3 separate regions of the Homo sapiens genome follow, and all the other regions are linked to region 1. Evidence: chromatin loops called from intact Hi-C (ENCODE). Cell type or tissue: GM12878. All regions are shown on one strand. Region 1 overlaps SPATA3-AS1 (SPATA3 antisense RNA 1). Region 2 has its middle 16 kb from the start of ITM2C. Region 3 has its middle 41 kb from the start of ITM2C.

The links. Hi-C counts contacts between places; a loop is a spot of excess contacts. Peaks named below come from ENCODE experiments on the same cell type or tissue, not always from the same donor. Only the 100,000 strongest peaks of a DNase experiment are listed, where the experiment ranks them.
Region 2: it touches region 1 in a loop (8-fold over the local background); 54 of 110 quality-filtered maps call a loop at or near these places.
Region 3: a loop joins it to region 1, with 9 times the contacts of the local background. A loop is called at or near these places in 103 of 110 quality-filtered maps.

What each region holds. Positions count from the first base shown.
Region 1 is chr2:230,984,715-230,989,714 of GRCh38, reverse strand. It overlaps SPATA3-AS1 (SPATA3 antisense RNA 1), which reads left to right. Exons shown (of 6, transcript NR_033879.1): 5 at 1,536-2,731; 6 at 3,605-5,000. Among named protein-coding and RNA genes, the nearest start is that of SPATA3-AS1, 8.8 kb to the left of the region's middle. RefSeq lists enhancers at 2,046-2,545, 2,947-2,996 and a silencer at 4,050-4,234. In GM12878, CTCF peaks have their summits at 2,314 (motif pointing right) and 4,187; a DNase peak (open chromatin) is centred at 4,744; H3K4me3 peaks cover 2,644 bases; H3K27ac peaks cover 2,922 bases.
Region 2 is chr2:230,846,120-230,851,119 of GRCh38, reverse strand. No RefSeq gene overlaps it. Among named protein-coding and RNA genes, the nearest start is that of ITM2C, 16 kb to the left of the region's middle. In GM12878, CTCF peaks have their summits at 874 (motif pointing right) and 3,040 (motif pointing left); a DNase peak (open chromatin) is centred at 3,059.
Region 3 is chr2:230,821,922-230,826,921 of GRCh38, reverse strand. No RefSeq gene overlaps it. Among named protein-coding and RNA genes, the nearest start is that of ITM2C, 41 kb to the left of the region's middle. RefSeq lists an enhancer at 2,354-2,523. In GM12878, a CTCF peak has its summit at 2,239 (motif pointing left); a DNase peak (open chromatin) is centred at 2,231.

The DNA of each region.
Region 1 (5,000 bases):
TGATGAGGCAGTACGGAGGGAACAAGGACGGTCACAGAGACTGGAAACCCAACGGTGGGGAAAGTTGTTCCCTTTGTTATTTTTCTTAAAATGAGCTTTACCAAGTTATGCTAAATTATTTTTAAAAATATAAACATAAAAAACTCTGAAAAGCAGGGTGTCAAACAGAAAACTCTGAGCTAGAATCCCGCTAAAAACTCCAGGATCCTCGGGCGCGGTGGCTCATGCCTATAAGCCCAGCAATTTGGGAAGCAGAGGTGGGAGGATTGCTTGAGGCCAGGAGTTCAAGACCAGTCTTAAGCAATATAGTGAGACCCCCATCTCTACTAAAAATACAAAAATTACTCGAGCCTGGTGGTGTGCCTGTAGTCCTAGCCATTCCCGAGGCGGAGGCAGGAGAATTGCTTGACCTGGAGAGGCAGAGGTTGCAGTGAGCCAAGATCACACCACAGCACTACAGCCTGGGCGACAGAGCAAGCCTAAGTCTCAAAAACAGACTAAACAAGTCTGCTGGAGTGCAGTGGCGTGATCTTGGCACACTGTGAGCTCCACCCCCCAGGTTCAAGTGATCCTCCTGCCTCAGCCTCCCAAGTAGCTGGGACTACAGATGCCTGCCACTCCAGCCTGGGCAGACTTGGTCTAAAAAAAAAAAAAAAAAAAAAAAAAAAAAAAAAAAAAAAAAAAAAAAAAGAAAGATGGATGCTAGACTTTCATCCAAGATAAATTAGACCTGACAACTTCACCATACAGGAATTGGCCTTTCCACAGGTTTACCCTAGTGTGGGAGTCTCAAGATTGAGATTACTAGGGGAGGTAGGAGGCCCTACCTGGGGCTGGGGCTTGCTTTTTGCCTTCTCTAAACCAGCTTTTATCAACATATCCTAAACTGGGGAGTACCAGGAAGGAATAGAGGTTCCAGACTCCCAAAACATGGATTTGAGCTACTCTGTCCCTCCTGACTGGGGTAAAGGAGCCCTAGTGTGCTGTCTTGTTCATTGTCAGTTCAACCTGCAGTCGGACAGTCATTGAAGAACCCTTGTACTAACTGTCTGACACGTTGGACTACCTTTAATCAGCCCCTGGCACACTGAAGCCATGGAACGGGGAGAGGAGCAGAGAGAGGTGGTGGGACTACCAGTCTCAGTGCGACCTCAGGGAGGGGATGATCCAGATGGCAGGGCTGCCAGCCTCAGTGTGACCTCAGGGAGGGGATGACCAGGCTGGAGTTAAGCCATCCCTAGGGTTCCCTGGGTCCAGCCCTTGCAGGGGCTTTTTTTTGTGCATGGTGGGGTGGGGGGAGACACTAAAGGTAAGAAGTGGCACTAAAGGCAGAAGCTCTGTCAGCTGGTGTTCAGAATGAATACCAAGACTCCTGGGCATGCACTTGAAACACCACGATTATATCTAAGTTGGTGTAACAAAGAGATCCAGAGATACGTTGGGTTAGGAATATTTATTTCTGCAGATGTCAGTGGTTCTGGGGTGTCAGGAAGGCTCTGCCATCCTCAATATGTGGCTTCCTTTCCTTTCTCCAGGGCAGCTGATCCAGGACCGTCCACTTCCAAGCCAGCAGGAGGATGGAAAAGCAGAATGGAGGGGAAACAACCTCCTTTGCAGGGCGTGACTCGGAAGTTGGACACATCATTTCCAGCCACATTCCATGGACCAGAATTAGCCCTGTGACCAACTCTGGCTGCCAGAAAATCTGGGAAATACAGTCTCTGCTTGGGCGATCAGGCAGGCAGTTATATCTTTGGGAACATCTCTCACCCCCTGGGAACACCTGAGCAGAAACTGAAGGACATTTAACAGATTCTCCTTTGTGTCTAATAAGAATTGCCCCCATCAGTCGGGGCTGTCCTAGGTGCTGGGTACATAGGTCATCTATACACAACCCAGCAATGGAGAGCACACCATTCCCAGGCTGCAGATGCAGAAACTGTGGCTCGGAGAGTTAAGCGTCTTGTTCAGATTCAGTCAGCTGGTAGATGGCAGGTCTGGGATTGAGACCCAGGCCTGGCTGGTCCTGCCAGGACACAGTATCACAGCTTTGACTGGGAGCTTCTTTTTGTTTACATATATTTTTTATGCTCAATGTGCATTCCTTTTGAAATACACAGAAAAGGGAAAGAAGCCGGAGTCCTGCCTTGTGTAGGAGGGATAAGTTAGAGGTGTGCACCGGGATAAATCTGCCTCCCGCGCTGGCCCTGGCCCTGGCCCTGGCCCTGGCCCTGGCCCTGATCCTGCTCCTGATTCTGGTCCTTGGGGCCTGGGCGGCGATTCCCGGCGCTGGCTGAGCGTCACCGGCCACCAGAGGGCGCTGCCGGGCTACCGGTCCGGTCGCCCGGGGATCACAGCCTCAGCGGACAGGAAATGATCAACAGCTTCTCCTCTCGGATCCACGTGGACTCAAGGAATCTCCGGGGGGCAGGACAGGTGCAGAGCCGAGTGCAAAGGTGGAATTCTATTCCCAAAGCACATCCCGCGCCCCTTTCCTCTGCAAAGTCCCGGAACCGCGTGACTCCGGATGAGTTATCGGGGCTGGAACCGAGGGTTCAGCCCCCTGCGCCTCTGTGTGTCCCGGTCCCTTTCCTCCAAGTAGACAGGAGGCATCTCCTCATCGGCTCAGTTCACATTCCTCCAGGGGCTCAAAGGGGACCCAGTCCCTGTCTTGGGACACCAAGTCAGGCAGACTCCAGGAGAGAGGAAGGAAGATGATTCCCGCGCTCAGGTAGGGAGCCCCTCCAGGAAGAGAGAAATGAGGGGTGTACAACGTGAGAGTGGAAATGCTCAGAAATAGTCAATGGCCTGGGCAGCTGAGCTTTCGTCCACGCCCTGGCACAGTGTGTGCGGCACAACAGAGGTGTTCAGTGAACGTTTTTCATTCAATCAACAAACACCCTGAGTGCCTCCGTGTGCAGGTCCTGGGCTAGGCTCTGGGGATGAAGTCCCTGCCCCCTGGAGCTTATACTCCGGTAGGAAAGAGTAAACAAGGTCGGCCACTACTATAACCTCACATGGCGCTGAGCTCTAGAGGAAATTAAAGCAAGATAAGGGCGCCCAATCCAGGGCTTATATTCCCCCAACCCCCACCCCCAGTCCAGCCCGGCAGTGATGCAGGGGGAAGGGGGCAGGGGTGTGGGGGGTGAAGAGGGCAAGGAAGCCACCCCCATCCTCTGGGCACAGCCAACAACCCCCAGTTTTATACAGGAGAGGCTTCTTGGGGAAAATGTCATTCCAGGAGCCCTCAAAGTGATGGGATCCACTGACTGGAAAGAGAAAAAGGTCCAAGAAGGAGGAATTCAAGCCCCTGAGGCCCCTTTGGGTAGAACAGGGCAGGGAAGAGCCTCAGGGTCGCACAGCCTGGAAGCCGGAGGGCAAAGAGGAGGAGATGGAGAGCCAGACTCCCGGAGAACCCCGGAGGGCCTTGGAGGGGCCAGGGGTGGGGAAGTGGGAGGATAATTTTATGCATCAATTTGGCTGGACCACGGTACCCAGATATTTGATCAGCCATTATTCTAGATGTATCTGGGAAAGTATTTTTTGATAAGAGTAACATCTGAATCAGTGGATGAGTGCTGAGTAAAGCAAATTACCTCACCAGGTGGGCGGGTCCTGCTCCCTCTGTTGAAGACCTGAAGACAAAGATTGACCCTCACCCTTCACCTCCCACCTCTTCCTCACCTTGGAAAAGAAAAACATTCCTGAGAGGGGGGATTTGTCAGCAGAAGGCTTTGGGACTAGAACTGCAGCATCAGCTCTTCCTGGTTCCCCAGCGCCCAGGCCTACCCTGCAGATGTGGGCTTACTGGCCTCCACGATCAGTGAGCCGGTTCCTTAAAATCAACCTCTCTCTCTTCCTCTGTCTCTCCCTCTCTCTCTCTCCCTGTCCACATCCCATTGGTTCTGTTTCTCTGGGGAAACCTGACTAATAAGGGGACTCTCAAGGCCCTGGCTGAGGATGGCAGGCCTGAAGATTCTCTGAGGCATTCAGCATTGAATGAGCACCAGCTGGGCGTGGAGCTGTGTCAGGCGCTGGGCACAGGACTCAGCCCCGGAACCAAGTGTGGGCCCACATGGTGTGGGCCTTTGTCTGTCCCTGTCATGGCTTTGGACACACGCGTGGCCCAGAGGGGACAACGGATCTGGGTGGCGAGGTGGGAAAGCTCACCCCAGTATTCCTCTTGGTGGCAGCAGTCCCTTAAGGGGTCGCCTGAGTCGTGAGACCCACAGGTGTGGACCTCCCCCCCCCCTTCCTCCCCTCTCCCCCAGTGACTTTATCCAGCACCTGCCCTGCCCAGCCTTGCACAGGTTACCCTGTGACCCACTCACAGGGAGATAGGGCAGCTTCTTTCTGCCCTCAGGAGCCTTGTTCTCAAGGCAGCTCATCCAAGAGAATAACATACAGTAGATTGCCACACACATGACTGTGGCTTAGTCCAGGAAAGCCACTTATAAAATCCGGAGGTGAAGGAAGAAAAGATTGAAATCTCTGTAACAAATCCATTTCCCTCCTCCCTCCCTCCCTTCATCTCCAAAGTAGACCTGCCCCAGGGCCAGGGATCCTCTCCCTGCAAGGCTAGGTAACAAGCGGATTTTTGCTTTTGAGCTTCAAGGTCCTGGCTTCTGGTGGTTTATAGGTGATCTTTGAGGGTGGTTTTGACGAGAGGCTTGTTAGCTTCTCTACGCTTTTGAAACGCCCACTCTCCCCACAAGAATCTGGGACTTTGCAGAACCGGTCCAAGGTGAGAGTAGGATTAATTGCCAAATGAGTTTTCTCATAAGCCTGGGGTCCAAAGTACATTGGACAGCCAGCAAATGCTTATGAGGGGTTTGAACAAGTGAAATCAAGGCTCAAGGTCATAGGACTCAATGGAGAGTGAGGCAGCTGGGATCTGGGATGACCGGCATGGGCCTCAAAGCAGGGGGCTTGGAAATAGGCCCTGAAGAGGGGGTCGCTTGCGTGGCTAGGAAGGGGTTGGGGCCCACTAGCATTTCTCA
Region 2 (5,000 bases), 140 kb after region 1:
TCTTCCAGGTTTTCTCTACCTACATACGCACACCTACAAAGCTGATTTTGTAAAAAGTGAGATTGTATAATTTTCTGATCTGCTGTTTTTCACCTCAAATTTTCTGATCACCTCCCCATGTCATCCAGGGCAGATTATATATATATTTTTTTCTTTTTTAAAAAAAATTATTATTATACTTTAAGTTTTAGGGTACATGTGCACAATGTTAGTTACGTATGTATACATGTGCCATGCTGGTGTGCTGCACCCATTAACTCGTCATTTAGCATTAGGTATATCTCCTAATGCTATCCCTCCCCCCTCCCCAATATTTTAATGGATGTATAGGGTTCCATCTTTTGCTGCACTGAATTTTATTTGATTGAAAATATTTATGTTTTTCCAAACGTTTGCTTTTGCAAGCAAAGCAGCCTTGAAGATATGTATATGCCCAGTGAGCTTCCTTTCTTCCTAGCCTGCTGTTTTTCTAAGATAAATTGCTACAAGTGGGTTAGCTGGTTTAAATGGCCTGCACCTCGCAAAATATTTGACAAATATTGACAATCTGCTCTTCTAAAAAGCTGTGGCTCTGTACATTCCCGCCATCACAGTACGTTCTCTTCCAAACCTGCCCCTCTCCCAGCCTTCACCATTCCAGCCAGGACAACTCTGTCCCAGCAGCCCAGGCCAAAACTCGAAGCCATCCTCGTCTCCCCTCTTTGTTTCACACCCTACACCGAATCTCTGCGTAAGTCCCCAGGCTATTCCTCCAAAGTCTGTCCAGATGGGACCGTTTCTCCCACCGTGGTCCACGCCATCCTTTCGTTGGGACCATCTCATCTGGTCTCTCACCTGGCGCCTCCACCGCCCCCGCCAAGGCTGTTCTCCCCGCAGCCGCCAGGGGGCGCACTTGAGAACATAAATCAATCCTGCCTAGCCCCTGGCCAAACACCCTCCCCGGCTTCCTCTGTCATTCAGAATTAACCCCAAGCCTGGCCAGGGGGCTCCACACCCTACTCTACCAGGCCCAGGCAGGCGCGCTGGCCTCCCCTCTGCCCTCTCCTCCCCTCTCCTGAACACACCTGCCCCGCTCCTGCATACAGGCTTTGGCCCCTGTAGCCCGGAACATCCTTTCCAGCACCTGTGCGTGGTTGACTGACGTCATCCAGGTCTGGGGGCCCCTCGGCACCCCTGCCTTCCCCGGCCTCCCCATCGAATGGTACCCCCCTCACTCTCTGCCCCTACCGCGTGATTTTTCTTTATAGCACGCATTGCTCGCTAGTGTGTGACGCATTATCTGTTTTGTCGCGCATCCCCGCGTTCCCGCCTTTGTCCCTAGAGTGTGGGCCCCAGGACAGCAGGAGCTTTGCTCAGCGTTTTCACTGCGCATCCGCCCGCGTCTGGGAGCGAGCCCGGCCGTGGGAGATGCGCGGTAGAAACTGGCTGGAGGAAGGGATATCCCAAGTTCTGGGGCCATCTTTTTAGTTAATATTTGCCTGTTTGGAGGGAGAAGAGAGCGTCATGAGTTTTTGGAAGGGGCGGGAGGTTGTTTTGTTTTGTTTCGAGACAGGGTCTCGCTCTGTGGCCCAGGCTGGAGTGCAGTGGTGCAACCTTGGTTCACTGCATCCTCGACCTCCTGGGCTCAACCAATCCTCCCACTCCAGCCTCCTGAATAGCTGGTACTACCGGAGCATGCCACCACGCCTGGCTAATTTTTGTTTGTTTGTTCGTTTTTGTTTTTTGAGACGAAATCTCCCTCCGTCGCCCAGGCTGGGGTGCAGTGGCACGATCTCAGCTCAATGCAACCTGCACCTCCCGAGTTCAAGCGATTCTCCTCCTCAGCCTCCAGGGTAGCTGGGATTACAGGCGCCCACCTCCACCACGTCCAGCTAATTTTTGCATTTTTAGTAGAGACAGGGTTTCACCATGTTGGACAGGCTGCTCTCGAACTCCTGACCTCAAGTGATCTGCCCGCTTCGGCCTCCCAAAGTGCTGGAATTACAGGCATGAGCCACCATCCCTGGCCTTTTTTGTAGAGATGGGGTTTCTCCATGTTGCCCAGGCTGGTCTCGAACTCCTGGTCTCAAGTGATCCTTCCACTTCGGCCTCCCAGAGTGCTAGGATTACAGGCATGAGCTCCTGCACCCGGCCATCATGTTGTTTTAATTTGCACCTCTCTGATTACTGGGAGGTCTGGAATATTTTCCTATGTGTTTATTGGTCAAATAGTTCTTTCTGAATAGTCTGCCTGTGTCCTTTCCCAGTTTTCTATTTGTCTGTTGATCTTCATAAAAAACAGAGAAGACCCCTCTGTATATTAAGAATATTACCTGTGTCCATCAGAAGTCACTGGTATTTTTCCATTTTGACATCTGCCTCTTTATTGCATTCATAGGCTCTTTTGATACATAAATCTATCAAACTTTTCTATTATGGTTTATTCCTTGCTTGTGCACGCAGAAAGTTCCTCTCCTCCTTATATATTCACCAATATTTCCTTCCAGCACTGATAGACACACATAAACAAACATCAAAATTGTTGGTCATCACTACTTTTTTTTTTTTTTTAATGATCTTGACTATTGCAATGTGTTGGCTTTTCAAGACAAATTTTAGAATGGTTTGCTACTTGTTTGCAAAAACCTGTTGGGATTTAAATTGGATTTGCTTTAATTTTGGGGAGAATCAGCATTTTCATAATCTTCCCATCCAAGAATGTGGTTTGTCTCTCCATTTACTTTAAGCTTTATGGTCCGTAGTAAAGCTTTGTGCCTTTCTTTAGGTAGATTATAAATTTCTTCCTAGGAATTCTGTATTTGTAGTTGCTGCGAAGGGAATGTTTTTGCAGCCAGCCTTCTTCCTGGGAACTCCGTCGCGGGCCGGACCTCTCTTCCCGCGGTTGGGAGAACCTGCAGAGGGCAAGAGGCACGTTCGCGGACCGCAGGCCTGGAGGTGGTGGCGCCTAGCTGAGGGCCCTTGAGGCCTCCGGGAGTCCCCGCCGGGCCTCGCTCGGGGCGAAGACCTCGAGAGAAACTGGGTTCCGGCGGCGCCCCCTTGTGGCAGTCTGCAGGGCCGCGCTTCTGCTACTGTTGAGTTCCACCCCGAACTCCCCTCCTCCGCCTTCCTTCCCGGCTACAAGTTTGAGTCACCGCCCAGAAGGAAGGCAAATGATTTTTAACCACTTTAGACTCAGAAAAAGACAAATACAGTTTGGAAGGTGAATATGAAAAAGTCACTTGAGGCCGGGCGCGGTGGCTCAGCACTCTGGGAGGTAATCCCGGCACTTTGGGAGGCTGAGGCGGGTGGATCACTTGAGGTCAGCAGTTCGAGACCAGCTTGGCCAACATGGTGAAACCTCGTCTCCACTAAAAATACAAAAATTAGCCGGGTATGGTGGTGCATGCCTGTAATCCCGGCTACTCAGGAGGCTGAGGTGAGAGGGTCACTCAAACCTGGGAGGCAGAGGTTGCAATGAGCTGAGATCTCACCACTGCGCTCCAGCCTGGGTGGCGGAGTAAGACCCTGTCTCAAAAAAAAAAAAAAAAGTCACCTGAAAGTCACACTTACTCTTAAAAGTGCAGCAGCGTCTTATTCATTCATTCAATGCCTATTGATTGAGCGAGGTGTCTCATGCACCAGGCTGTGGGGATTCAGGCTTGAACCAAGATAGACAAGGGCCCTACTATTCCCTTTCGTCTATGTTCTAAAGAAAGGAGACAGGCAATAAGCAAGTAAATAAGTGTGATTATTTCCAAGAGTAAGTGCTTTGAAGAAAATAAAACAGTGACGTAAGAGGAATGAAGGGTGGGGGGTGGCCAGCATTGGCTAGGGTAGTCAGGGTGGGCTTTTCTGGGGAGGCATCGTTGAAGTGATGAGCTGATGAACAGGAGTCAGCCGGGGCAAGACGGGTCTACTAGAGATCACCCACTCTTGTCAAATCCAGAGTCTATTTGTTGTAGAAGTGGAAACTCAATCAGGAAAAACTGTAGCACATGCATCTGGTTACCTTGTCTGTTCTTTCATATTCATGTTTCACAACGCAGTTGTGTTTCACCCACAAGATTAAAGTTCAGGTTCATCCACAGGGATAAGGGCATGTGGGTCCCCCTAGCAGTTTGTACTTGTTTAGGGAGTGTGGACCTCTTTGGCCTGGGTATGGGAGGCATTTCTTTTTAGAACTTGAGCTGTCTTTTGGGCTATGCTTAAGGACATTTTTTCATCTGTAATTATTGTTGTCAATAAAAAAGTTAAGTCTAGGAATTGGTGACAGTTTAATGGGCTAAATTGTACCCCTATCCTCAATTCATATGTTGAAGTCTTAATCTCCAATACCTCAGAATGGGACTGTATTTGGAGATAGGGTCTTTAAAGAGGTAATTAAATTAAAATGAGGTCATTAGAGTGGGTCCTAATCCAGTGCTGGCCACCCCCCCGCCCCCTTCATTCCTTTTACATCACTGTCCTTATAAGAAGAGGAGATTCGGACACAGACACACACAAAAGGGGGACCACGAGACCCCTTGGGAGAAGATGGCATCTACAAGCCAGGGAGAGAGGCCTCTGGAGAAACCAACCCTGCAGACACCTTGGTCTTGGACTTCCAGCCACCCAGTCCGCGGTACTTTGTTACGGCAACCTTAGCAAACTAACACACTTAGATAATGTGATCCTTAGAATGAAATTAAGAAAAATCAAAGTATAATGGTTGAAAGGAATGACCCACTCTAAGACATTATTTGTAAATAGGCCTTAGGCAAGCTGAGGCCTAACTAGTCATGCTGTACCTGGTGTGAGGAAAGAATGTGTTCAGAGGAGGTAGAACAGGGAGCTCAAAGGATAGGGACTTGAAAGCTTTCAAAAACTCATTCATTTAACCAACAGTGTAATAAGCACCAGCTGCTTGCTAAGGGGTGGAGGTGAATCAAGCCCAAGGAAGGGACACATGAAGTTCAGAGCGAACTAAACAACAAATCGAGTCTGCAGGTCTGGGGAAAGTCATTGCGTATTTCCATCATCTG
Region 3 (5,000 bases), 160 kb after region 1:
GGTCCTGATTGGTGGGCCTCCATCTAGTTCTGATTTGGACACAGTGCAGGTGAGATTGTTGTTGACCTCTGTGTGCTGCAGCCACTGGGCAGTTGGTGTATTAGTCTGTTCTCATGCTGCTAATAAAGACATACCTGAGACTGGGTAATTTATAAACGAAAAGAGATTTAGTGGACTCACAGTCCCACATGGCTGGGGAGGCCTGACAATCATGGCAAAAGGCAAAAGGCACGTCTTACATGGCGGCAGACGAGAGAGAACTTGTGTAGGGGAACTCCCCTTTATAAAACCATCAGATCTCGTGAGAACAGCATGGGAAAGACCCACCCCCATGATTCAGTTACCTCACACAAGGTCCCTCCCACAACATGTGGGAATTATGGAAGCTACAATTCAAGATGAGATTTGGGTAAGGACGCAGCCAAACCATGACAGTGGGAAAGTGAATTCTGGAGAAGGTGCTGCATGTGTTGCTGCATCCCCAGACGCCCCTGAAACCCCCGTGCCCTTGTACTTGGTAGCATGTGCAGGATGTATATCATCGTCCCCACCCCAGCCATTTTTTTCCCTCCTTTTCATTATGAAATATTTCAAGCATACAGAAAATTGAAAGAATTTTACAGGAAAAAAAAAACGTAATGGAAAAGAGACAAATATTCATGCAGAAAAATGGTAAATAATGTATGTAGATACTCCATTCTCAGGAAGGTGGAGCATAACTCCCTACTTGGTAGGTGTGGGCTGCTTATAGTGACTTCCTCAGAGTACAGAACTGAAAGAGGGAAAATAAAAAGCAATTGTGGAGAAACCTGACAAACACAACCTCAGCCGGGCAATCAAGGTCAACATCAACAGGGAGCAGTCATGTCCATAGTGTGTACCCTTGATATGACGTGATGAAAACAGCACTTTAGGCTGGGCGTGGTGGCTCACGCCTGTACAGCACTTTGGGAAACCGAGGCGGGTGGATTGCTTGAGCTCAGGAGTTTGAGACCAGTCTGGGCAACATGGCGAAACCCTGTCTCTACCAAAAGTACAAATCAGTCTGGCGTGGTGGCACATGTCTGTGGTCCTAGCTACTCGAGAGGCTGAGGTGGGAGGATTGCTTGAGCCTGGGAGGTGGAGGTCGCAGTGAGCTGAGATCGCACCACTGCATTCCAGCTTGGGTGACAGAGTGAGGCCCCATCTCAAAAAAAAAAAAAAAAAAAAGAAAAAAAGAAAAAAAAAGAAAGAAAAAGAAAAAAAAGCACTTAATCTGTATGGTCTTCCTCCCAAACCCCATAATCTCATCCTAATCATGAGAAAAAAGGCAGACAAATCCCAGTCGAGGGAGATTCCACAAATACCTGATGAGTACTTTTTGAAACTGTCAGCAAAAACCAAAGTCTGAGAAACTCTCAACTAAATAGAACATAGGATCCTGGATGGGATCTGGGAACAGGAAAGAGACATCATGGAAAACAAGGAACTCAGAACAAAGTATGGACTTTACCTAATAATAGTGTATCCATATTGGTTCCTTAATTTTAACAAATATAACACAGTGATGTGAGATGTTAATAACAGGGAAGATGGGGTGCAGAGTATATGGGATCTCTCTGTGTCATCTTTGCAACGTTTTCTGTAAATCTAGAACTCTTCCAAAAAATAGTTTCTTAGCAACCAAGACAACCATATACCTACCACCTAAACTCTACCTTTCACATGTTACTCTCGTGCATCTGTCCCGCCCTCTGTCACTCTTTTCTTTTCTTTTTTTTTTTTTTTGAGATGGAGTTTTGCTCTTGTTACCCAGGCTGGAGTGCAATGGCACCATCTTGGCTCACCACAACCTCCGCCTCCTGGGTTCAAGCGTTTCTCTTGCCTCAGCATCCTGAGTAGCTGGGATTACAGGCTTGCGCCACCACGCCCGGCTAATTTTTTGTATTTTTAGTAGAGACAGGGTTTCTCCATGTTGGTCAGGCTGGTCTTGAACTCCCGACCTCAGGTGATACGCCCGCCTCTCCCTCCCAAAGTGCTGGGATTACAGGCTTGAACCACCGCGCCCGGCCTCTGTCATTCTTTTCATAACCCCCTTAGACTGTCCCTGCCTTTTTGCTCAAAAAGGCGTCCAGGACGCTCAGGGCATTTGGGTCCACGACATCCCAGGTTCTCTGTTGTTGCCCAGATTTGCCCTAGAACGCTCCATTCCCTCCAGCTCAGAGCCTGCTGAAAACAAGGAGCTCTACTGCCACCCAGTGGACATTTTTAAAAAATGAAAGCAAGTTGACTGCAGGGAAAGCTCATGGGGACCCCGCAAGGCAGAGAGGCCCCTTCAGGCGTCTTTGAGCTGCCTTAGCACCATTGGGCGGGCTCTGCCTCCACATAGACCCTAGCCCTCTCTCCACTGTCCCCATCCAAATTCTTTTCTCAACCTGGACGTTTCCTAAAATTCTGGCTCCAATTCCCAATTGTGCAATCATTTTGTTGGGCTAGACTATACCTTTCAAGTCTTTTTTTTTAAAGGGGGCAGAACATGAGAAAATCTGGGGTTTTCCAGTTTTGCTAGCATGTTTGATGACCATGAAGAACTATTTGGGAGCAGATAGTGTGTCCTATCCAGCTGCTTTTGAAAGGATAAGAGTCAGGGGGCACTGGCTGACTGGGGGACAGCAAGCCTGTGTCGGGGGTCTCAGAACAGCTTCTTTAGGCAGTAGGAGCTGTGGCCAAGAGCGGCTCTGCTGAGCTGGGCTTCTCCCTACCTGGTGTCAGGCTTTGATGCATACTCGGGGGCCAGCCTCTCTTAAATATTGAGGCAAAAGAGACAGGAAGGATGCTTCCAGAAGGGCAGGCAGCCCTGTTTGCTGTCTCACTGGCCTCCTCTTTCAGGAGAGAGCCCTCTCATCTGGCTGATCACGGGCATGGCTGTGAGTTAGAAGAAACAAAATGAGCATGTCTTAGTTTGGGTTACCCCAGAAGCACACCCTCAGATAAGGGTTCCAGTGTTGGTTATTTATTTGGGACTTGATCCCAGGAGATACTACAGAATGGGTTGTGAGCCGGGGATGGAAATAATCTGACAAAAGGTTCCTAGCAAGCTGGTTAATGCAGTGGGCATCGGAGCTCAGCCCTGCTGCGGGCTCTGGAAGGCAGGAGTGCAGCTGTCCCAGCTGAGGGCCAAGGACACTGGCAGCTGAGGGCTGCTTCTGGGGACAGTCATTCCTGCATTTGGGGCCAGAGGAGAGTGCCGAGGCAGAGTCACAGGTATTCACAATAAGCAGAAGCGGGTGTCAAGGACGATGTGGGGCACTGACAGGGCCCTCTTAATGTGTTTGGATGACACAGGTTGGCACCCAACCCTACCTCACGCCCCGGATCTTCAAAGAAGTGAGTTCCCAGAAACCAGCAGGTCCTCAATGGCTTAGGGAGAGCCCAGGACCACACAGAGATTCAGCTAAGCGTGAAAAGGTGCCCCTTGGGTTAGGAGGGGACTTGGTGCAGAGGGACCCTCACCTCCTTTTTCTCCACACAGGTGAGGACTTTAAGATGATGGGATATATGCAAAGGTCCCCATGAATGTGTGTGAGCAGTGTTTCTGGGGAGGGGTATTTGCTCCCTGGGATTGGTTTGGGCTAGAGGGGTCTTGAGGTCTTCATGCTGCAGTTCACGGGGAAGAAAGAGGGAGCCATCAGGGGTGCAGTCTTGCCTGGAAACTTCCTCTGGGCAGAAGCCTCCCCAGCTGGCCTGCGGCTCTTCCTGCCTTTGCACGCCAGTTGCATCTCAAGGAAACAAGACTCAGCTACCAAAACTTAGTGCTAGACCATGCTGTTTCCACGGAACACCAATATTTAGGTGATAATAAATTATTACCAAGGGAAAGGGGCTCTTGTGAGCTAAAGCTCATCTGTAAAACCTGTCAATCTTGTGCAGAATGTTGAAAAAATGTCACTCTTTTCCAGAAATCTCTGGGGTCTGTCTTACTACTGAAGTGCTACCTAGAAAAAATAATAAAAATTTAACAAATTGCAAAGGATGAAATCTTCTGCATAGAAACCAGGGGGTCTGGCTGGGGGTGGTGGCTCATGCCTGTAATCCCAGCACTTTGGGAGGCCGAGGCGGGCAGATCACGAGGTCAGGAGATCGAGACCAGCCTGGCTAACACGGTGAAACCCTGTCTCTATTAAAAAATACAAAAAATTAGCAGGCACCTGTAGTCCCAGCTACTCAGGGGGCTGAGGTAGGAGAATGGTGTGAACCCGAGGTGGAGCTTGCAGTGAGCCGAGATCGCGCCACTGCACTCCAGCCTGGGCGACAGAGCAAGATTCCGTCTCAAAAAAAAAAAATAAAAAAATAAAAAAAGAAAAGAAACCAGGGGGTCACGGTCCTTGGAGATTTAGCTCCCGGCGGACGTGCCCTCAGGTGGAACCTACCCCACCTTCCAGCCACAGTGGGGACGGACACTTGGCTGCCAGTTCTCAGACATGAGCAAGGTTTTAGAGGACACTGTAAGGGCACACACAACATGAAGGCCTCATATAGCTGTGCAGTGACACAGCCTTGTGCAACCACCACCATCCTCTTCAGTCAGCGTGAATGCTGGTGGCAGGATTCCTGGAGGTTCGAAAGCTTAAGATCCTTATTAGGCACTTCTTGGGTCTAAAGTGCTCGGTGGCGGAGGTGTGCTGGTTGACCGCAAGCAGACTGTCAACGGGTGAAAGCGGATGGTATTCGTAGAGAAAAGCTCCAGTGGGTCTTTCTGCAGTACTGAGATTGCTGACTGGGGAGAATCTTACCCTGTCCTTCATGTCTTCTGGAAACCAGATGGTCAGTGAGGACACAGCCATGGCCAGGGAGAAGATTCCTGACACATCCGGGAGTACCTGAAGGGCGGTGTGTGCTGGGCTGCCCGCTCTTCCCCTAAAGGACAACTTTGGCACGTTGGCAGGTGGGCTTTCTCATGACCGTGAGTGGCTCTAACCTCCAGCATGAACAAGGTATTGGGCACTGACTGCAGCCTCAGA